2 separate regions of the Homo sapiens genome follow, and region 1 is linked to region 2. The links are chromatin loops, found by intact Hi-C in ENCODE. Cell type or tissue: mesothelial cell of epicardium. All regions are shown on one strand. Each heading gives the region's core, and the rest is flanking DNA. Links, peaks and the distances in the headings are about the cores only. Region 1 overlaps MYLK (myosin light chain kinase). Region 2 overlaps MYLK (myosin light chain kinase).

What was found. Peaks named below come from ENCODE experiments on the same cell type or tissue, not always from the same donor. Only the 100,000 strongest peaks of a DNase experiment are listed, where the experiment ranks them.
Region 1: a loop joins it to region 2, with 5 times the contacts of the local background. A loop is called at or near these places in 20 of 110 quality-filtered maps.

What each region holds. Positions count from the first base shown.
Region 1 is chr3:123,714,215-123,725,374 of GRCh38, forward strand. MYLK (myosin light chain kinase) reads right to left here. Exons shown (of 34, transcript NM_053025.4): 13 at 7,914-8,066. It overlaps LOC105369194 (a long non-coding RNA gene), which reads left to right. Exons shown (of 3, transcript XR_924417.4): 3 at 1-2,186. Among named protein-coding and RNA genes, the nearest start is that of MYLK-AS2, 30 kb to the left of the region's middle. In mesothelial cell of epicardium, for the core only: CTCF peaks have their summits at 5,046 (motif pointing left) and 9,518 (motif pointing left); DNase peaks (open chromatin) are centred at 5,087 and 9,477.
Region 2 is chr3:123,627,532-123,638,691 of GRCh38, forward strand. MYLK (myosin light chain kinase) reads right to left here. Exons shown (of 34, transcript NM_053025.4): 29 at 10,540-10,663; 30 at 1,943-2,095. It overlaps MYLK-AS1 (MYLK antisense RNA 1), which reads left to right. Exons shown (of 4, transcript NR_121654.1): 3 at 1,963-2,150; 4 at 2,965-3,290. Among named protein-coding and RNA genes, the nearest start is that of MYLK-AS1, 48 kb to the left of the region's middle. RefSeq lists enhancers at 1,493-2,692, 8,416-9,077 and a silencer at 7,791-8,085. In mesothelial cell of epicardium, for the core only: no CTCF peak of the experiment used is centred there; a DNase peak (open chromatin) is centred at 4,970.

The sequences.
Region 1 (11,160 bases), core at 1,622-9,621, 87 kb after region 2:
GCTCGCCTGTCCTAAGGTCCTGGGGCTGCGATGCCCCATGAGGAGGGAGATGCTGCTGGTGGGGTCCTGGTCTGGGTGCTTTCCCTTGACTGTCCTGGGAGCAGAGGCAGGTCTCAATTCTGTGAGGAGCTTTCTGTCATCATCCATATTCATGTCCAGAGCTACCCATTACCCTGGGAGTCACTCCTCTCTGCTTGTCCTTGGCCTCCTTCTAGCATCATCCTGGTTTAAGGACCAGGGTCTGAGGCAAGAGGCCCCCAGTGACAAGGTTGTCTCAGAGAGCCCAAGACTTCTTCGTCTTGGGAGGACACCCACTGGCCATGGCACACAAATAGCAAGGGATGCTTTGCTGAGACCCAGTGACAGACTTGCCCAGCTCAAATGGGGCCAAACTAAATATACCCCGGGTTTCCCCACAGCTGTGCTTCCTGCTGCTCTGCTGAGACTGAGCCCAGAGAGGGCCTTCTTTCTGGAGTGCAGAAAGGGCTGAGTCTCCTTGCTTTCCTTGCCTAGGATTAAGGATCTAAAGTGCATTTATCTGTTGCTCTGTTACTTGGTATTAGCCAATTCACTCCTGGACTCAGTCATTAAACTGCCACTGTCCCATTTTGACAGAATGGAAAAGGATTGATCGGGCTGTCGTCCAATGGGAAAGACAAGCACAATGACTAAGAATAAGCCCAAGCAGATTGCTGACAAGTAAAAACGATGCCATGTAGACGAAGCTGTTAATAGGACTTAAGAAAGAGCAAGAATGGAGAAAGGGAAGAACAGAGAGAAGAGAAAGAAAAAGAGGCAATGTGAGGAAGAGAGAGGGGGAAAAGGGAAGCAAAGGAAGGGGGAGAGAATGAGAGACAGACAGATATACGCACTCTCCCCTTTATGATTCTACTGACCCATGGAGTTTTTCCGTCCTTGCCATTTTGGCTGTTTTTGACTCACTAGAAGTTGTTTTTGAAGCCAGTTCCTAGTCATGAAACTAAACATGAAATGATCGCTCTGGTGAAGCAAAAGCATCAAACAAATGACCTATCAGGATCCAAGAGCAGCCATGCAGAAAGCCCATGGGCTGAAGCAGGTGGTGGCCTGGTGCTGCTGCTGATCACCTGGACTACTGTGGGCAGCTGACATCACCTCCTGAGCATCACTTTCTTCATCTGTAAAGTGAATTCGGAAGTGTCAAGTGGAGTTGTTGTGAGAATTAAATAAAACAAGCCAGCTTTTCTAGCCAATTAGACTTTCCTATCAAACAATTCCTTCTTAAAAACAAATTGATAGTGGTTTTACTTTAAAAACCTAATATAAATTGATACCCAACATGGCGTTTTGGAAAGCTTTTATTTAGAGGAAGAGTTAGGAGCAGTTTGCTACCTCTTGCACTAATTCTTCTTATAAAATAACCAGTAAAGCCTCTTCTTCAAACCCAGCACCAGGAGTGAGGCCTTTACCTCCTCTAGGACCTGACACTAGGAACCCACTGTTGCCTTTGTCCTGGTGGCTGACCAGGATCTGCCATCTCCTTCTGCACTACAATAATTCTCCTGTCTTCCCTTCACAGCCCTTCCTTTTCTTTCCGTTGTTTTAGTAGGAAAAACAACTAAATTCTGAATTTCTCCTTATAAGTGTGTTTTTCTACCTGCCAACATTTGCTGGTCAACTTGCTACTTTCTGAAGCCCCAAGGTCCTGGATCCAAATTTGCATTCAACACATGTTTGCCTTAATCTTGGATCTACCAAATATTTTCCTTAGGCTTTGAACATGAGCTGTATTCCTTAGTTATTACAATGCAAAATGCCATTCCAACAGCAATTCTGATTCACTCCAAACCCTGTTATACTATGGAAATTCAACAGATCACCAATTGAGGGGGCACCATGGAAGCACAGTGCCCCCATCTTTCTTTATTTGGAGTTCAAAATCCAGCATGGTCCAGGGATCACCACCAGCCTCCTCCTTTCCCTAAATTCCAGGATTGTTAACTCTGGAGGATTCATCAAAGAAGAGTTACATTCTCCCTGCTGACACGCCACACAGCCCCTTCCCATTTCCAGGGGGTTTGTGCAAGCTGTAAATCCCCGGGGCATCTGAATTCCCCTTAAACAAAAGTCTGTCTCCTAACCAAACAGAACCTTCTTGAAGTCAGCAAAATGGCTACTTTGTGGCATTAAAAGGATTTTTCCTCCCATAGCCTTGTTTTCTTTTGGCCTCCCTTCCTCCCAGAACTTAAGAAGCAAATGGGAAGAGAAGTGTGCGAGGAAAAGAATGAAAGGAACAATGACGTATAATATCCCAAAAAAGATCTCTGACCAGTAATGATAGGGTTGCTAGCTGGGAAGCAAGGATCACTGAAACCACAGCCTTTCCACTGTCTTAGAAGCTATAATCACACTCTAAACATAAAGGTATGGCATCCAAACCACCCACTGTTCCCTCCCAGTGCGGGCCTGGAAGCCACACTCTCAGTTACACTGTCATCACATGGGTCACATTTTGCCACTAGGAGCTCAATCCTGCGATTCTGGATAGCATTCTTGATCTGGGTCTCTATGTAATTATGACTGACTATGGGCTGTAGAGGTGGAGAGTTATAAAGCTCTATAATGGCCCTATTAGTAAAATGAGGCTCAAATTCTATGGCATGGGCACAAACGTACATGTATATGCTCAGAAGTCTTTCTGTAACACAAAGAACCCATGTGGTACACAAACCCAATTCTGTACTCAACCTACATAAAATGAAAATATTGGTTATAAATTTTAACATGTAATTAATTGCTTGCCTTCTTACAGTTTAAAGGCTTGTGGACAGATGTTTTGAATAAACTAAGCTTCTTAATATATATAAAAAAGGCAAGTTAAAACTGGTATTTATTCTTCTTCAATATATTTTTCTGTAGCCAATGTAAGTATTTAAGAAGTTGTCAGTGTTTTTAAGCTTGAGGAGGTCAGGATCCATACGTTATGTTAACTGGATAGATTGTATAGTGTCCAAAGTACCTGTGCATAACCAGGGAAGACAAAGGAGGTGGCTCCAGGCTGCCCCGCAGAGTGCCTGGTATTAATCTGAAAACAAACTGTGCCTCTACTCATTGCCAAGCAAACGCTGACTTCACTGATGCCTGTTGTCTTCATTAGAAGCTCTGCATCAAAACAAATACTCTAATAAATATGCTTGTTATATTTTATTATCTATTCTAGAGATGATCTTTTCATCTTTTTAACCTACCCACATTTTATGTCCTTAGATGCCTTAAACAGGCCCACTAGGCCTTCAGTTAAATAAACAAACCGTTAGGCTGAGAAACTATGTCAAATGGGCACAACTGGCAGGCTATTAATAAATCTAGACACTTAAGAATTTTAGCCTTGATGGAGATACTCCAGGGGGAAAAAATTTTAAATATTCTAGCCCAAGGAAGCCCCCAGCAATGACTCAGTCCAAACGCTGTGAAATATATACTGTATTTCAGATATTCCTGGGCTCTGCAGGAATTTGAATTAATCATCCTGGATCAGGACTCATCCTGGGTCAGGAGGAAAGACATTCATTGCTTGGTTAACTATTGGGGAATTTTTTTTCCCTAGCCTGTGTTGGGGAAAGAAGGAATATTTGTTGAGGGACTCTTTTTTTTTTTTTTTTTTTTTTTTTTTTTTTTTTGAGACAGGGTCTTGCTCTGTCATCCAGGCTGGAGTCCAGTGGTGTGATTACGGCTCACTGCAACTGCAGTCTCGACCTCGCAGGCTCAAGCAATCCTCCTGCCTCAGCCTCCTGAGTAGCTGGGACTAGAGGCATGGGCCACCACTCCCGGCTAATTTTTGTGTTTTTTGTGGAGACGGTGTGTTGCCGTGTTGCCCAAGGTGGTCTCGAACTCCTCGGCTCAAGAGATCCACCTGCCTTGGCCTCCCAAAGTGCTGGGATTACAGGCATGAGACACTGTGCCTAGCCCTGTTGAGGGACTCTTGAAGGTAATTTGCAGATTTCCTGCACACCCTAATGGGCACTGAGCCCCCAGAAAAGCGAGGAATTCTAGGGAATGCCTCCCTGCACTGCAGGGGAGGTTCGGCAACCTCTGTGCTCTCATCCATTCAGGGAATGCATGCTCCCATGGCAGGCCTGGCTCTACACACAGTATGACGTGATCCCTCCCTGCAGGGAGCTTACAGTGTGGAGAGGAAGATAATTAAGCAAGTAGAGTAAAATGAAAGTGAATTTTCACGGAGTAAATTGTTTTCTCCTCTCCTCCAGAGGCCTGGAATGGTGAGCCCCCGCATTCTGAACTCACTTTCTATCACACTGCCCCGTCTACTTTGCTGCAGCCACAGAGGCTGCTGTCTTGCTACTCCTCGAATGGGTCAACCTTGCTCCTGACTCAGGGCCTTGCACTTGCTGTGCTGCCCACCTAGAGCTCTCTTTCCCCAGGCCATGGACACCTCTGAGGCTTCCTCACAGCACTAAAGATACACCCTCTCACCCTCCTCGATTCACACACCCCACTCACTGGCTTTTTCTCTTTATAATTATTCCTTTGTGACCTGCTCATGTTCTTAACAGCACGTGCCAGCATTTGAAATGAGGCCAGGTGCTGACTGCTGCTGGCATCCTCATCAGAACGTAAGCACCCTGCAGGCAGGGCCCTCAGCTGTCCTGTCTACTGCAGTTTCCCCAGAACAATGCCTGGCACTGATCAATATAGGCGCGCAGTAAAGACTTGTTGATAAGTAAGTGTAATACTAGAAGCACACGGTGTTCAGGGAACGCATTCTGGGGTGATTAGGGTAGGCTTCCCAGAGAAAGTGACATTTGTGGGAGTTTCCAGGATTTGGAGAAGAAGAGAGTCACTGAGGAGGGAAGGCAGAGAAAGCATGAAGGGCTGGCTGCAGAAATCGCGTCTGAGGGCTGCACCAGCAATCTCGATGATTGCAAAATCTCGGCAAAAGGCGAGAGGTGAGAAAGAGCCCCTGCATCTGGCCTTTGGCACGGTATCTGCTGAGCTCTCAGAATAAGCTTGCTTGCAGCAGAGCTGCCCCTCAACCACCCCCGAGAGAAGACAACTGGAGGGACACGCGTTGCTGCATGGTGCCACCTTGTGGCCAGAGCCCTTGGAAGCAGGCACGAGTGTTCATGGCTTGTGTCTGGCTGGACACCTCCCTCCTCTGATTCTCTGATGGCCAAACAAACACACAATACTGTAGCAAAGTGGATCCTTTGGGAAAACCCCTCCTCAGTCTTGGCATTTGTAAGGATTGTATCTTGTTTAAAGGTGGGCTCTGCTGGACAATCATAATCACAGCACATACCTATGGAGGGTGTGTGCTATCCTATGCTCTGGGGATACTTTGCACATTCATTCACTTAATCCTCACAGTACCGCGACTGTCAGCATCTCCATTTCACACAAGAGGAAGCTGAGGTCTGGAATGCTAAAACGCCAGGGTGCAGGGCTAGTAAGTGGCAGAGCAGGACTCACACCCAGGCCGCTGGCTCCACATCCATGCTCCCCACCGTGGCCTGGTGCCACACTAAGGGCAAGAGAGGGCTGGACCTGGACAGCTAAGGGAGGGGTGAAGCAGCCATCAGTGCAGTAGGGAACAAACACCTCCACTGTGATCATCTCCCCCAGCCCAGGCTTGTCCCGAGGATCCAGAGCCAACGGGGCTGCCAATCAAGTCAGAAAAACTCCACAGCAGAGGACAGCGCAGGGAGCAGCCCCGAGCCTCCTGAGTGTCTCAGGGCACCGTGCCAGGGGGTGTCGCTGTGCCAGGCTCACCCTGCTCCAATCCTATGCCAAGAGCCCAAATGCTGCCGGGCCTGAGCGTGCGGCTGCGTCTTCAGCCTTGTTCACCATTTATGGTATCTGAGCCTGTCTGGTCTTTATAGCCCAGTACATCCCCCACACTGGGAGGGGGTTCTGTCATGCAGGCCTCTTCTCCGAGCAAATCCAAACTTCCTTGGCAGAGTTTTTGCCTGGGACCTCTCTGTGCTTTTTGTTTTCCTTTGGATGGGTGGTGATCCTTCAGGTCCCAGCCCCCACAGGCCCGGGAGTCAGGAGGATGGCCCTAAAGAATTCTTGATCCTTTGCCTGGGACTCCCACCTCCAGGGGACTCTTAGCTCAGCTGGGTCACTCTAATCCAATCTAAACACAGGCAAGCCAGGACAGACATTGGATTAGTCCTTGGCTGTGGCTGTGGAGGGAGTATCAGAAAACAGAGGGCTGAGCCACGGCGGCTCTACGTGTAGCATTCTGACTCTTGCTGCCCCTTACTTGACTCTGGGGTTGGCCACGCTGGCCTCCAAGAAGAGCCCCCAGGTGAGTCCTGCTTCCTGGACCTCAGAGACAAGGTTCTCAGCAGTTCAGGTTTCCTCTGAAATCTCATTATCACAATTTCCTGAGCTCCCCACCTGGCTCCCAGGGAGTCATGAAGTTAGAACTATGAGGATAAATGAGTAAGTTTGTAAACCAGAATCTGGCTGCAAATTCCCAGAGGCCAGAGCTGGGCTCTGAACCCAGTGTGGTGGGTTTCCTGGAAGGAAGGGGTGGACCAGTTTCTCGTGCTCACTCCCGGCAGAGAGCTTCACAGAGCCAGCGTCAGTCACATTCTCCATCAGTGCCAGTTCCTTCATCCCTAAGGGACTGACACTGCCCAGCCCACAGTGGCCAGTCTTCCCCTTTGAGCCAGGGGATGTGTCCTCTGAAAAAGGTCAGGGCATAGGAATGAGCACAGACTTGAAAGTCACAGGCTGTGGGCTCCAGGGTGCAGCTTTGCAGACTAACGTGATGCGCTTAGGCAAGTTACATTCAATTCCCGAGACTTCCAGAGCCTTCTGTCTGAAATCAGGACAGCATCCTTGTCCCCTAGGCTACTGAGGTCTCAGTGAGAGAATACGGGTGAGGTGAAAGTATTTAACACAGTAAGCCACAAATGTTTCTTCCCCTTTCCTTTTCTGCGAAACTTCCTCCTGCAGCCTCCCAGACAGTGGCTACTCATACAACACGGAGATGTTCCTGACAGGCCTGAGCCCCGGGGAATGGAGAGATGTATCCTCCTGCTTGTCTGATGGGAGACCAGTCACGCTGCACTCAGTGCTAGCACCAGAGGACCCAGTCATGCACAGGAGCCGGGGGCATAGGCTCAGGGTGATGGTGGGATCAGGCTTACCTGAAAGCCCTGGACCCAAGAAGCACTTCCACGGGAACTGTCACCAGGCCTGCTGATACCACAGCCCAGACAGATCTGTCTTGAGTCTGAGGCTCCCTGCAGTTCCCGGGGACTAAGTGCTTGGCTGATGAATGGATGACCATGATAATCAGATTACTGGAGACCAGGCTGCTGATGTGTAAAAACAAGCCTGGGCCCGTGAGTAGAAGGGGGGCAGAAAGGGGACAACCTGTGACCCTCTGGAAGCCTCAGTGTGCACGCTGTGACCCAGGGTCCCCCAGCATGTAAGGGGTCACTGGGAGGCCACTGACTGTTCAGGGAATACGTGAGTGCTCTCCCAAGTCCTTTTGTAGTGTGCGAGGTTTTCTTCTGACCAGACCTGGAGCTTCTGGAGCTAAGGGAGCCCTATCTCTTTCCCCCATACCTTTCCATGGCCCCAGTGGAGTGAGGGGGTGAGGAAAAGGCCACCTCTGATGACACCCTTGTCGCTGTGAACTCCTGGAGGTCATCTCCCTCACTTCCTACCTGCAGGTGCAGCACTTTTTAAGGACCCTCTCCTCTGTCCCTAAGAGGTTGCAGCAGCCACTCCTCTGTCACGGCACCTGCCGCTGCCAGTGGTGTGGAGTAGTGCCATGTGCACCTCTGCTCCCTGGATTTGAGCTCATGATACCATTTTCTACAAATGTGCCCTTCCTCCAAAGCAGAAGTGCCTGCAGGAAAGGTGCTTCTACCCAGGTGCCCAGAGGCTCCTACCATGGACGGTGACCCAGGCGCTGCAGGACACCTGCCCCAAGGCATTCTCAGCTAGGCAGGTGTAGGTGCCATGGTCCTCCGGCAGGGCATCCTGGATGTGGAGCTCAGCCACGCCGGCCTCGCAGGTGGAGCGAGCGTACTGGATGGGCTGCCCTGTGGAGGAAGCACAGGAAGGCTCAGGCCAGGCAGCACTGGCAGTAGGGACGGGAGCCCTGTCCTCAGCAGGGCTGCTGCTGTCATGACGCTGAGACTTGTCATGCTTGCTCAGATCCACTGAGGGCTAATGATGTACCATGCACATCTCCAGCCAGCTGGACAGAGGCTTATGGGCTGGAGAAAGAGCCAGGGGCTAAGGAGATGAAGGAAAGGGAGTAATTGTGTGGTGGAGGAGGAAGACGGGGCCTAGAGGGATGGGGGAGGGAGAATCTGGAGGAATTAAAAATGCAGGAGGGAAAGGGACAGAGTTTTGGGCATTCTGTGTTAAACAGTCTCCAAATCCACATCCTCAACTTCACAGAATTCTGAGCCTGGAGAGACTTTTACACGGTCATCTGGCCCATAGCCCAGCCTCAGGCAAAACGGAGCTTTCCCAGGCTGAACATGGGGTGCCCAGCTCCACTTAGATGTCTCCAGAAACAACGATTCAATTTTCCACTGTAGATATTTATCAAAAAGCAATTCTGCATCCCCCACCCACTGTTGCAGTTAGGTGCGTTTCTTCTATGCAATTAGGTGTATTTTAGGGTTCACAGAAAAGATAAATATAGGGAACTAAAAATGACTCGGCTCCTTTTTTCCAGAGTCCCTTACATGTGACATGTTCCAGGTAACATAAAGTCCTGCATGGAGACAGGAGTGCATGCAATGAGCTTCAGTGGTTTCCTTAATGCTCTATGTTCCTGGGAGTTTATCATTCTGGGATGTGACTTTTCATTTCCAGGAAAAAAAAAATCTCATTACTGAAGAGTCTGTCCTCGGAGCAGGAATGTGTCCAGCTGCCATATAGGAAGCAACTGTCAGTTTCTTCCCTTGCCAGGCCCCAGGGTCCTGGTTTGCACTTCATAAAATTGGGGTCGGCCAGTGGGGAAGGGAGACAGTACAGAAAGAAGTCGTCTCCCTGCAATGCAGTGTTTTCTTCTGCACATAGCAACACTTCATGTCTCCATGACAGTTTGGCAAAGAGACCAGCAAGCACATCATAGGACTAGAGGGGAAGATTCCTCTCAACCTATTGCATTTCATAAAAGTGGGGCCGAGGGCTGGGAAAGGCAGGGGCCTGGATCCTGCCACTGAGAGAAGTGAGCACTGCTCTTTGTTTTTACTTTTTGTCACAATGGTACCCTCCAAACCTCTCTTCCTTGACAATACCAGTGTATTCCCTGACTGCCGCCAATGTGTCTCTTCTGTCCAAACATGTGCTGACAAGCCTTTTGAGAGCTCTCCTTTAACTGGAACGTAACTCACTGTGGCCCCACAAACATGGGATGGGATGGAGGCCCCAGAAAGGAGCTGTTGGCTCAGGGCACATCAGAATTGGGAGACATTAGGCTCTCCCAGCTCGGAGGCTGGGTTAAACTAAAGTTAGCAGCCAAGGAAACCCAACTTGAGCATGATCGCCCTCTAGTGGAATGGGTGTGGAAACGCTAAGAGTCGCTGAGAAAACACCGTCTTGAGTGATGTATAAACTAGGAGACAGCAAGCTATGGCTCCTGGGCAGAATGCTAATTGCAGCTTGTTTTTGTAGCGCCTGCAAGCTAAGAATAGTTTTTACATATTTTAAATGGCCGAAAAATATAAAGGTAATTAATATATCTCATGATATGTAAAAATTATGTGAAACTCACATTTCAGTATTCATAAAGTTTTACTGCAACATAGCCACACTCGTTCTTTCACTTATTGTCTATGGCTTATGTATTGTCTATTCTTTTACTTTTTGAGACAGGGTCTCACTCTTATTACCCAGGTTGGAGTGCAGTGGCTAAGTTTTGCTAAGCCTGGCTAAGTTTTGCTTTTTTTTTTTTTTTTTTTTTTTTTGTAGAGACAGGTTCACTGTGTTGGCCAGGCTGGTCTTGAACTCCTGAGCTCAGGCAATCCACCTGCCTTGGCCTCCCAGAGTGCTGGGATTACAGGAGTGGGCCACTGCGCCCAGCCTCCTATGGCTGCTTTTATACCACAACAGCAGAGTTGAGAGTTGTTAAAGAGGCTGTATGGCCTGAAAAGCTGAAAATAGCTACTACCTGGCCCTTTATAGAAAATGTTTGTTGATACTTAGTCTAGACTCCGTTATTAGTCCTTAACGCCCATATTGCATTCCAGCCACAAGGAGGCTGCCTCCTTGAAGTCAATCACTGGATCCAATAGGACTTCTGTCCTTTGCTAAGGGCTGGGAGGGAAGGCAGACCTCAATTCTCACTTACCTACCCAAGAACACTACATGTAGGAAGACTAGATGGCACTTCCTCTTACTCACTAAAGACAGCTTCTAGCAAAGCCTGAGCAAACTACACCAACAAGGAAGGTTCACAGGCAATACATCAATGACGCAGACACAAATGGGGACTATTTGGTGCATAAGTGTTGGGGACCACTGCTCGCTCGCTTGCTCGCTCTTTCATTTATTTATTTATTTATTTATTGGAGTTTTGCTCTTGTCACCCAGGCTGGAGTGCAATGGCGCAATCTCGGCTCACTGCAACCTCTGGCTTCTGGGTTCAAGCGATTCTCCTGCCTAGCCTCCGGAGTAGCTGGGATTACAGGCACCTGGCACCATGTTCGGCTAAGTTTTGTATTTTTAGTAGAGATGGGGGTCTCATCATGTTGGCCAGGCTGGTCTCGAACTCCTGACCTCAGGTGATCCACCCACCTCAGCCTCCCAAAGTGCGGATTACAGGCATGAGCCACCACACCTGGCCCACTGCTGTCTTAAGGAGTGTATTCTATTAGGTATGAGAGTGAGCTGAGATCCCAAACCTTCTTTTCCACCCTATCTTCTCATAGATAAAGAAGCTGGTACCCCGAGGGGTGAAGTGTCCAAGGTCACCCGACCACTCAGTGGTGGAGAAGGACAAGTGCCTGTGTCTCCTGACTCTCAGCAGGGGCTCTTTCACCCTCCCTGGGGATCCCCACAGTAGTCCCTGCTCCATCTTATCAGTTTAATGGACAGTTCTCAGTCTTCTAAAGTCAGAGTTCTCCCACACTGTTGAAATTAAATGGTCCTTTAAAAAGAAAAGGGTGATAATATACG
Region 2 (11,160 bases), core at 937-8,936:
TGGGGATCTAGAAACATTTTAGAGCCATTGCCTTAACTGTAACAGGACTAGGAAAGCCTAAAGAACCAAATGCTAACATACATAGAAAAATGACTGGAAAGAAGTATAGCAAAATGTAGTGAACTTTAGATAAAGGGATTATAGATGATTTAAATTTTATTATATTCTTCAAATCCTCTATAATTTTCATGCATTATTTTTATAGTAGGAAGGAATTTTTTTTTTAAGTGCTGATAGGTGGTGATTTCTGGTTGAAGAGAGGCTGGGTATAAGAGTTTATGGGAATTTAGTGTCTTGATCTATTTGAATAAGATCAGTTCTTTGGTGAATCCATTTTATGAGCACAGAGGGATCCAGTACAGCCTGTTACTGACTTAATTCAAGGTCAGATGAGAAAATAAGATATATACACACACAATACCTTGTTTACCAAATCTTCAGTGAATAAAGCTTGGATGACAAAAGCCATCCTTGTACCAGAGTTACTGAGGAGGTTTCCATCTCCTGAGGCACCTTGGGTGTGGGGGTCCCTCATATTGGAAGAGAATTTAGACTTCCCACAGTATCTCAGTTCTCCTTGGGTCATGCCCATTTCTGATACAGACTGTGACAGCAAAAGGCTAAAAAGATCTCATTGTCAAGGAGTGTAGAATGTGGCCTCTGGGGGAGTTTGGCCCTGAACTGGCTAAAAAGGACTGAGAGTGGGGTGCATCACAGGAAAGCCTGACAGAGCCATCTGAGACACTCCAATATTGCTCCTTCAGCAACTAACTGTGCCTTCCTGCCCCGAACAGCCATTCTTCCTCAGGGGAGCCATCGGCAGCCCCGCAAGGCTGCAAAGTCACCTGGGAGTGCAGAGCCTCCTGCCCGCCCTGGAGCCAGGCCCCTCCCCTTCTCTCTAGCACGCCACCCATGTCAACACCACCCTTCTTGGCAAGGCTACAACTGCTCCCTGGGATTGCCAAGTATAGCTCCAAGCTCCTCGGCACCCCTACAGTCAGGCCCTGCCTCATCTAGTCACCTATTTGCAGAGTGGGTGAGCTGCCCAATAGGCCAGCTGTTCTCACCTGAGTCCCACTGCTCCCTTTCCCTGGGCAGCTCTCCCTACACATGCAGAGCCCAGGACAGTTCCTTCCAGGAGATTCTGTCTAGGCACACCCACTGCCCACCTTCAGCCAACCTCCCACTCTGGTCTCCTCTACAACTCCAAGCTCCAATCTTCTACTGAAACCCAGAGGGCTTGAGTGCCTGACCTTTCCCCACAGCCCATGCATGCTGACCTCCCACTGTTCACTTTCCTATGTTCACAGCTGCAGCAGGCACAGGTGGGGAACCTCAACAGAGGAGGAGCTGGGAGAGGGCTAAGCCCAGTGGTCTGGGATCATAGCCTCCCTTTGGCCAGATGTTAGAACGTACCTGGCTGTATTCAAGCAGGCAGTTATTAAATAACTGAGATATAAAAAAACACTAAGCCAGAATAATAATAATAATCTGGGGATATGATCGGGACCCACAGAGAAGTTCTAAGATGCCCGTGTCCTCTGCTCTTGCTTGTTGAGAGGGTCCTTCCCCTGCAGCCCCTGAAGAGGGCTGTGGCTGGCCACAACTGTACCCAGAAAATAAGAAGGGTGGTCATTATTCACACAGAACAGCTGCCCCTTGCTCTGTAACGTGGTCAAGTGTCGCTTTTCAAGTCAGGTGTCTGAGCCTCTGAAGGTGAATCCCATGTCTAGCTCCAGGGGGCAGGGCCTAGGAAGTCGCCTCCCCAACCCACATGCATTCGGGTCTCTTACCATGCCCACCCTCCCTTCCTCAGGGAATGCTAGGAACGACCCAAGGCGGGGTGGCAAGGAGGGCACCCCAACAGGCAAAGGAATCCCCCTTTGCTTCCCAACACAGGGCAGGGAGTAGGGAAGCAAAGACTGAAATCCCAACTCATTACTTCATATCTTTCTTCAGCAGATTGCTGATGAAATCCTTGGCATCGTCGGAGATCTCATCGAATGCCTCGTCGTCGAAGTCCCAGGTGGCTGAGGTAACGTTGGCCAAGGTTTCGTTATCGTTGTCTCCCATGAAGGGGGAAAGGCCACTGACTCTGGAGAGACAAGAGCAGGACAGCAGGTGTGGCTAGGAGAGGGCGCGACGACCAGGTGAGTGGTAACTGAGGTCAAAGGCGAGGGTCGGCCAGCCTCCCCACCCCCAAACTCATGCTCTGTGGGCCTTGCACCTGCCTTTCTTCCACTTGTGGAAAGAAAAGAGGGTGTGGTTCACAGCCCTGTCTTTTCTTGGTCACCTGCCTCTTGACACCACCTACCTGTGAGGCTGAGGTGCAGCAGGTTGGCTTTAGATTACGGGCTTCTGCAGGGTACGCGGCAGGGCTGATAAGTCCCTCTGTCCTGGTTTTCTATTATTCCCCAAAGCCCAGGCTAGAGCCTTCTCCAAGCCCCTTCCTCCCGTGCTCCTGCCCCCTCTCTGTGGACTGGGCACATGGTAGTGATCACCACTGCACCCTTCTGTCCCCTCCTTCCCACCTCTCTCCACACACCTTCAGCTCCAAGAAGAGGGCCCGGCAAATAAGAGAGGCTCAGCAAGTGAAGTGTGTGCCCAATGGATAGATGGACTTTGAATCAGCAATGTAGGTTCGGGGAACTTGAGGCATTTATGCCAAACTAGAAAACTTCCCTATGAGGTGCCATGGCAGAGGACAGAGTGCAGCCTCTCCGCTTGCTGTATGGCCTTGGACAATTCCCTGATCTGTGTCAGTTTTCTCCTCTAAAATGGAGAAGCTGCCATTTAACTATAGGGTGGTCACTTCTTCATCCTCATCATCATCATGATGGCAGCAGACATTCATTGAGGTTTTTCTATGTGCCAGGCACTGGGTCAAGTGCCTAAAACAAGTGAACTCACTTAATCTTAACACTGCCCTATGATGCAAGTAATTCTTATAACTTTGTTTTACAGATGAGGGAATTGAGGCACAGCCCAGGCTCAAGTCACCTGCCCAAAGATTCACAGCCAGTGAGATTGGAAGCCAGGTATCTGCCTCTAGAGCCTGTCCTCTTAAATGCTATACTATCCTAACATTTCTGTAAAGATGAAGTAAATTGCAGTGTTCAGCACTGGCACCAGGCCTGGTCCACAGTAAGGAGGCGGTCCATGCCCGGAGATCTCATGCAGTTCTGCTGGGTTCCCTCCACTGCCTTACCAAGCTGTGAGTGCAGGAATGACTTTGTGACCAGCAGCTTAAGCCAAATAAACTTTATAAGGTAAAGAATTTCAAAACAAAATAGAGCAGATTTGTGGCTTACTGACCTTACCTCTCACCTCTGTGCACCTCACCTTCATAGCAACAACTCACCCCACTGTTCATGAGGGCCTTGTGAGTCAGCCTCATGGGTGTTAGACCAGCACAGTTGCCCACAGTCCCACCCTTAGACAGGCCCTGTGCTTGGTTTAATGCTCTGCTGCTGTCGTCTCAAGATTCTCAATAAGGTTTGAACAAGTGGCCCCACCTTTCATGTTGCAAATTGTGTAGCTGTTCCTGCCCTGATCTCAGCTGAGCCCCATGAGATGGGTCTGGGGGCCAGGCGTGGTGGCTCATGCCTGTAATCCCAGCACTTTGGGAGGCCAAAATGGATGGATCACCTGAGGTCAGGAGTTTGAGGCTAGCCTGGCCAACACGGTGAAGTCCTGTCTCTACTAAAAATACAAAAATTAGCTGGGCATGGTGGCAAGCACCTGTAATCCCAGCTACTCGGGAGGCTGAGGCAGGAGAATTGCTTGAACCCTGGAGGTGGAGGTTGCAGTGAGCCAATATCGCACCATTGCACTCCAACCTGGGCAACAAGCGAAACTCAATCTCAAAAAAAAAAAAAAAAAGAGAGATGGGTCTGGGGCCCTCCTGCCATCAACCTGTCAAGTTAGGGCTTTACCAATGTCCCTTCTCCCAAATGCTTATGAATCCATCATCATAAGCCAAGCACTGACAGCTTCAGGAGTAAGGCTTTGGTTGAGTTTGACAGAACAAACCCCACTTGAAATATTGGGAGAAAAAGCTTGCCATGGGAGGAACCCTCTGGTGAAACCTTTTGTAAAGAGAAGAAAGCTTTTACAATGTGAATTGTCTCATCCTAATCAACATATTTGTGTTTCTGAATAATAGATCTTTGTGGATGGGATTTTTTTTTAAAGCAAGACCCTGATTTATGTTTTAAGAAGGCAAAGAGAATCATTCTCGGTCATGTCCCCATGAGGGAAGGGTGGGCATTTACCTGTCCCCGAGTCTGCACTGTTATCTGCTGCTCCTTTCCCCTCTCTGGGCCTCAGTTTCTCCTTTTTCTTTTTTTTTTTTTTGAGACAGAGTGTTGCTCTGTTGCCCAGGCTGGAGTGCAGTGGTGCGATCTCTGCTCACTGCAAGCTCTGCCCCCTGGGTTCATGCCATTCTCCTGCCTCAGCCTCCCGAGTAGCTGGGACTACAGGTGCCCACCACCACACCCAGCTATTTTTTTTGTATTTTTAGTAGAGACGGGGTTTCACAGTGTTCGTCAGGATGGTCTCGATCTCCTGACCTCGTGTCGTGATCTGCCTGCCTCGGCCTCCCAAAGTGCTGGGATTACAGGCATGAGCCACCGCGCCTAGCCAGCTTCTCCTTTTATACATCAAGGGGACTAGGCTAGATTTCCTAGGGGCCTCCCAGCTCTCTCTGTCTCTGTGACCCCGACCCCCACGTGGCCCATGCAAGCCCCATCAGGAAGCAGCCTGTCTCTTGCCTGTCAGCCACCTGCTGCTTCTTTACATTTTCCACTGGAAACAGAGAGGGGGGAAGTCCGGCAGTACTCCAAAAGATGGCAGGAAAAGCAAACAACCCTGCTGTGGAATGCAGAAAGTTCCCCTTCTGCAAACCTCCCTTCCTTATTAGGAACTATAATCCTGCAAAGATAGGTCTTAATCTCTGCAACTCTGGGCACAGTCAGGGAGAGCCTCCTCGCCTCTGGCCTCTGGCACTCCTCCTTCCTGGCAGCCTATCCATCTGAAATACTCTCCTCACCCTGCCTGGCTCCTTGCCTGCCCAAGTTCCCCCAGCATTCTTCCTATTAAAGAGCATGTGTCTGGAATAAAAAATATAATACATACACAGCATGTTGACAAAGAGGGTGTTTGAATTTTCAGTAATGCTGTTGCTGGGTGGTGGGGTTTTACAGGATTTTTAAAAACCTTTTTGGGGAACTTTTTCTTTGTGGCAGAATTTGCATAAGGGATCATGTCTTTTAATTTTTTTTTTTTTTTTTGAGATGCGGTCTTGTTCTATTGCCCAGGTTGGAGTGCAGTAGTGCGATCTCAGCTCACTGAACCTCTGGCTCAAGCGATCCTTCCACCTCAGTCTCCTGAGTAGCTGGAACCACAGGTGCGCGCCAACACACCTGGCTAATTTTTTGTATTTTGGTAGAGATGGGGTTTCACCATGTTGCCCAGGCTAGTCTCAAATTCCTGAGCTTAAGCAATCCTCCCACCTCTGCCTCCCAAAGTGCATTACAGGCATGAGCCACTGTGCCCAGCCTTGTCTTTTTATTTATAAAATAGTCATTATTATTATTTCTTTTTATTTTTTTGAGACAGAGTCTCGCTCTGTCACCCAGGCTGGAATACAGTGGCGTGATCATGGCTCATTGCAGCCTCAACCTCCCCAGGCTTAGGTGACCCTCCCACCTAAGCCACCCAAGTAGCAGGGACCACAGGCGCACGCCACCATGCCCAGCTACCTTATGTATTTCTTGCAGAGATGGGGTTTTGCCATGTTGCCCAGGCTGGTCTCAAACTCCTGGGCTCAGGCCATCCACTCACCTTGGCCTCCCAAAGGGCTGGGAGTATAAGCATGAGCCACTGCGCCCAGCTAGATAACAGTCATTATTTGTTAAAAAAATCAACCGGTCAACAAATAATGTTAGCATTAAAACACCTCTTTATCTCCCTGGTCTTATCTAGTTTTTAACTAATGGATTGATCTGTTTTTCACAAAACTATAATCAGTCTGGGCAAGTCCTTGGATGCTTTACTTTTTCTTCACTGGATGTATCAAGTACAGCCAGACTCTACATGTTGATTTTTAGTGGTCAAATATTAGTCTTTGTGCTGATGAAACACAATGGTCATGAATGCAGGGCATTCTAATTTCTTAATTCTCAGCTCATTGCCAAAGAAATTCCCCCAGGGAATCTGATGTGGAAGCCTGTTTGGCTGTGGGGGCAGAAGGTTAGGAGAGCAGAGGGTGCAGAAATGCCTCTTGGACTACACTTTCTGTGTGTGTGTGTGCGTGTATGTGTGTGGGTTTTAAGAAATGGGGGTCTCGCTATATCAGCCAGGCTGGTCTTGAACTCCTGATCTCAAGTGATCCTCCCATCATAGCCTCCTGAGTAGCTGGGACCACAGGTGCACACTACTGCACCTGGCTTCTGTGTTGTGTTTCAAGCAGCAGACAGATGCCCCGACTGTACCAGTGGCCAGCTAAGGGGACCACACATCTGCTGATGGAACTACTGACTGCTAGGAAGGGGTTAGTCTTTTATCCATATTAGCCATCTGATACTCTGGTGGGAGAGCTGAGAGGGCTGAGTAGGTCCACAGGAAGAGCTGTGCATCATTTTGTGGACTGGCCGAGGAAGCAGCGACCTGGGGTTTAGTTGTGTTAGTAAAAGTTGAAGGTGGTGGCCGGGCTTGGAGAGGGAACAGGGATCCTAGGGCTGGAATCAGAGCGTATTTCCAGGCTCAGCAGCAGAGAGGGCAGCGGCAGCCCCAGGTGGGGAAGGCAGAGGTTACTGGATCTGGCTGAGGAGCCCTGCAGTCAGACCCTGGTCTGAGGAGGCCCCCGATGCCCCGGCACTGTGACCCCTCCTCAGCTGACTGGGCAGCTGTCACCAGAAGAGCTGACCTGCCTCCCCACCATACACACCTCTCCTCCCTCCTGGCATCTCCCGACCACACACCAGGGTGGGGAGGGACAGCTGACAGCTGTCTGCACCACGGTGGGTGTTGGACAAACAAACAAGCATGAATGGGAAGGCTGTGCTGCTGGGCCTGGTCAGGAAGAGGCAGGAGGAGGAAGCAGAGCAGCCATTGCTGGTTCGCTCTGGCTTGAGGGAGGCTGGGAGAGAAGGCATTGTGGAGTAGGGTGAGGGAAGGGCTCGGAGAAGAGCTGTTGTGGCCTCCCCACAGGCAGCAAGGAAGTACCAAGTCCAGGAAGTAGGGGAGGGAGACAGCAGGGGGAGGAGGGCTCTTAAACGGAGGTGGACTTAGGATTTCTCCCGTATGGAAGTGTGGCCTCCAGCTCTCTGGTATTCTCACTTCCTGCCAGAAACCACATGGGTATTGCTAACTTCAGAAGGTCTCTAGGTACTCACACAACCTACTATCTCCTTTCAGGATCCGGGGTAAGAGTGTGGGGGCTCCACGACCCCATTCTGCTCCTTCCCTATAGGGCCAGAAACTGCCCTGATGGCTGGGCTGGGTGGGAGAGAGTAAAGTCACATCGTCCTATGGTGACACGGTCTGTTGCCTTCCCTTCCAACTCCCTGGCCTCTCCATCTCTCACTGGCCCCAGAAAGGAGAACAGGAGGGGCTCTGTGGTACAAAGGTGGAAGTCGCCCTGACAGGGACTGCCCGACAGATGACTAGGCTCCAAAGAGAGGGATAGAGTGGGCCAGAGGATGCCATGAGGGCCACCAGAGAGCCTCTTTTGGGTGCTCCCAGCAGTGGCTCCAGAGTTCTGCATAGCAGGCGCTTAAAGGAAACCATCTCCTTGGCGCCAATGTTTGTTTTCAGCACCGCTCTCTGTTGAGAGCCCTGGCTTGCCGGGGGAACTCCCTGACTTCCATCCATGCTGAGAGAGCCAGGCTGGAAAAGCCCCAGAGGGCAGTGGCTCACAGTGGGGGTCCAGGAGCTAAGATGTGGCACAGGATTGATCCAGCCTGAGTCAGTGCCACCTGGCCTGGGTCCTTGCCACACACACACCCCTCCTCCCTCCTGACAACCCTCTGCCCAAGCACTGGCAGCATCAAAACTATCTTCTCCCCATTTCCAAAACTCTGCCCTAGTTCTTGGTCTTTGCTTTAAAAGTAATCTGGTAAACAAGGTAACATAGTGCCCAAATTACTATGTTCCTCCACCGAAAAGAACTCTCATTTGACAATAAAGTGCCCTATGACCCAATTATTCTAGTTCTAGATTATATATCCAACAGAAATGTACAAATATATTCACTGAAACACGTGAACCAGAATGCTTCCAATGGCCAAACTGGAACCCACTCAAAAGCCTATCAAAGCAGAACGGATAAATTAACTGGATTATATTCACACAATGGGATACTACATAACACTGAGAATAAACAGTCTACAATGACACATAGTACTATGAATGAGTCTCACAAACGATGTCAAGCAAAAAAAGCCAGACACTTCTTTCTGTATGATTTCATTGACATTAGCCTTGAGGGTAATGGTGACCTCTGGGGGTTGGTAACAGGGAGGGGTGCCAGAGGGCTGTGGGGGCCTGGCAGTGCTTGGTTTCTTGATCCGGGTAGAGGTTACACAGGTGAAAACTTAGTGAGCAGTCTAGTCACTGCTCTGTCACTGACCAGTAGAGAGACCAATTGTCCTGGTTTGCCTGGGACTGTTCCCATGTTAGCACCAAAAGTCCTGTATCCTGGCAGACTGGGACGACTGGTCCCCTGGCCCGACTGTGGGAAGTGGGCAGCCACGTGGGCTTCCTTGGCCCCTGTCACCTCAACGCCACATGAAGATGGAATCCCTGCCATGATCCACTCTTGGGTTTGTTGTGAGCATCAAACAAGGTCCTATGTGAAAATCTGTAGCTGCAGAAGATCCTGATGCCACGGCAGTGGGAAAACCCACTGAAGAATAAACAGTAAGGCAAGTCTCCATGACGGCTGGAGGGGGACCCTGGGACCAAGCGAGACCACAGCGCAGCTGGGGCTGAACAGTGAGAGCTGACCAAGGACTGCTTCTCAAGGGTCTGGTGTTTTTCCCAGGGCCAGAGGTTAGCACTGCCCAGGCCTGGGGCCGCCCTGAAAGGGGCAGGCTGGCCCCGCCCCCTACCCTGCTGTTCCTTACTTATCTAGGGAGCCAGGGAGTCAAGCTCCAGTCCAGCTGCTGTCTTCACTTGTCAGCGCCCCTTCTCCAAGAGGGGGCGGGGCAGGGAAACAGGCAGGGAAATGCACACCTGGCCCGGGGTTTTTCTGCTGATCTGGGGAAGGCTGTGGTGGTGGGGCTAATCCCAGGCAGGAAAGAGGATAACTGTCTGGACTACAATGCCTGTGGTGCAGGTTCCACTGAGGGGACTGTCCTAACAGGCTATAGTGAGTAAAGTTCCTGAGCATGTGAAAAAGTCACATTGCACAAAATTCACACCACTTCTGCTAAAGCTTTTATAACACTGGTTTCTAAACCTGGCTATGCATCAGAATCGCCCAGAACCTTCTCTCACACTGGAGTCTGAAGGCCCCAGGGGTCTAAGAAAGTATTCATAGAGGTCTTCCTCATTTTCTATGAAAATGTTAAATTTTTCCTTTTGTTCTGACAGTAAAAACATTATTGAATGAAAGCATACACATCTGCATCTTTGGGGACACCATCCCATAACTGCATGTGGCCACACAGGTTCAGGGGCTAATGACCGTCCGCACCCTGGGGCTTCAGGGACTAAAGCAGCCAGACCCCACCGACAGAGTGTTCTCAAGCCTTGTTACTCAGAGCGCAGTCGTTGAACCAGCACATTCACAAACCTAGAGCCTGTTAGAAATGTGGCATTCCAGGTCACCCAGACCTGAACAAAAACCCTGCAATGTAAGGAGCCGCCTAGGTGAGTCAGGCATGCTAATGTTTGTGAAGTGCCGGCCTAGATGGCTGGCCTCCCCTCTCCTGCATTATTGTTCATTGAAATGGCTTTGGATTTCCCACCTGATTTTTCAGTTCTAATTACTGTGTTACTTTCTTTTATCTGTTAGTCCCATTGAAGGCTCGATCATCAATAGTGTTTATTAATTCATCCATATACTAGACTCAAAGATGAGGCTAGTAGTTGGGGTCCCCGTGCCTTGGGGATGGAGTGCTATGCCCTGAAGACAATGAGGATGCCCAGAGATTCGCCCCTGGCCTCCTGCCCTCCTTCTTTGTGGACCCACACAAGTGAGGTTTTATTACTTGGTGCCAGCCACATTTCCCACCCTCCTGACCAAAGGCCCCAGGCTGGCCAGCCTTGGGGACAGTGAGCACCCAGAATGGGGATCTTAGCATGTGTAGCTACATGATGCTATAGAATATGCATGCTACTGACTCCCTGGGAGCCCAGGAGCAGGGTGGGCTGCCAGGGATAGGAGGGGAGCCTGCCACCCTCCTGACTCTGGGGGGGGCTCCCCATCATGACAATGGCAGGGCAGCCTGGGGACCCTCCTGTGGAACCCTCAGCCCCCACCCACTGGTCCACCAAGTGGTCCACCAGTCCACCAAGTGCCCCAGGACTCACAGGATGTAGCAGATGACCCCGATGCTCCACATGTCTGTGGCGTAGCCGATGGGCTCATAGTTGATCACTTCAGGAGCCACAAATTCTGGGGTGCCAAAGAGGACCTTCAGAGACCCCGCATTCTCTGAAACCAGGATGGAGAGGGATAAATTGCCAGCACATCACGGAGCCAGCTTGAGACCAGCAGCTGCCCGAATCTGTGTGTTGACCCCAACCTGGGAGGGGCCAGACACAGGCTTTGGCACAGAGAACAGGCACAGAGACATCTGACCTCCTTGTTAAACAGGTGCGTCAACACACCAGTGAAACCAACAAACCTCACACTCACCTCAAATGTCCTGTGCAGGGTGGGCAGGGGGAGAAGAGGCCGCTAAATCACCCGCCCCTGAATGGTCTTTTTGTGAGTCTGTCTCATGAGTTAGTTCCCCTAGGCAGGGACTGTGACTTATGCTTAATAATAATCTCTAGCATTCACTATGTCCTATGTACCCCACCGGCAGCTTTACAAGGGTTCTCACCCACCCCAAGGGGTAGGTATAATGCCCGTGCTACTGAGAACATGAGTGAGGCCCAGGGAAGTGCAGTGATTTCCCCACCCGGTTAACAAGTGGTGGTCGGGAC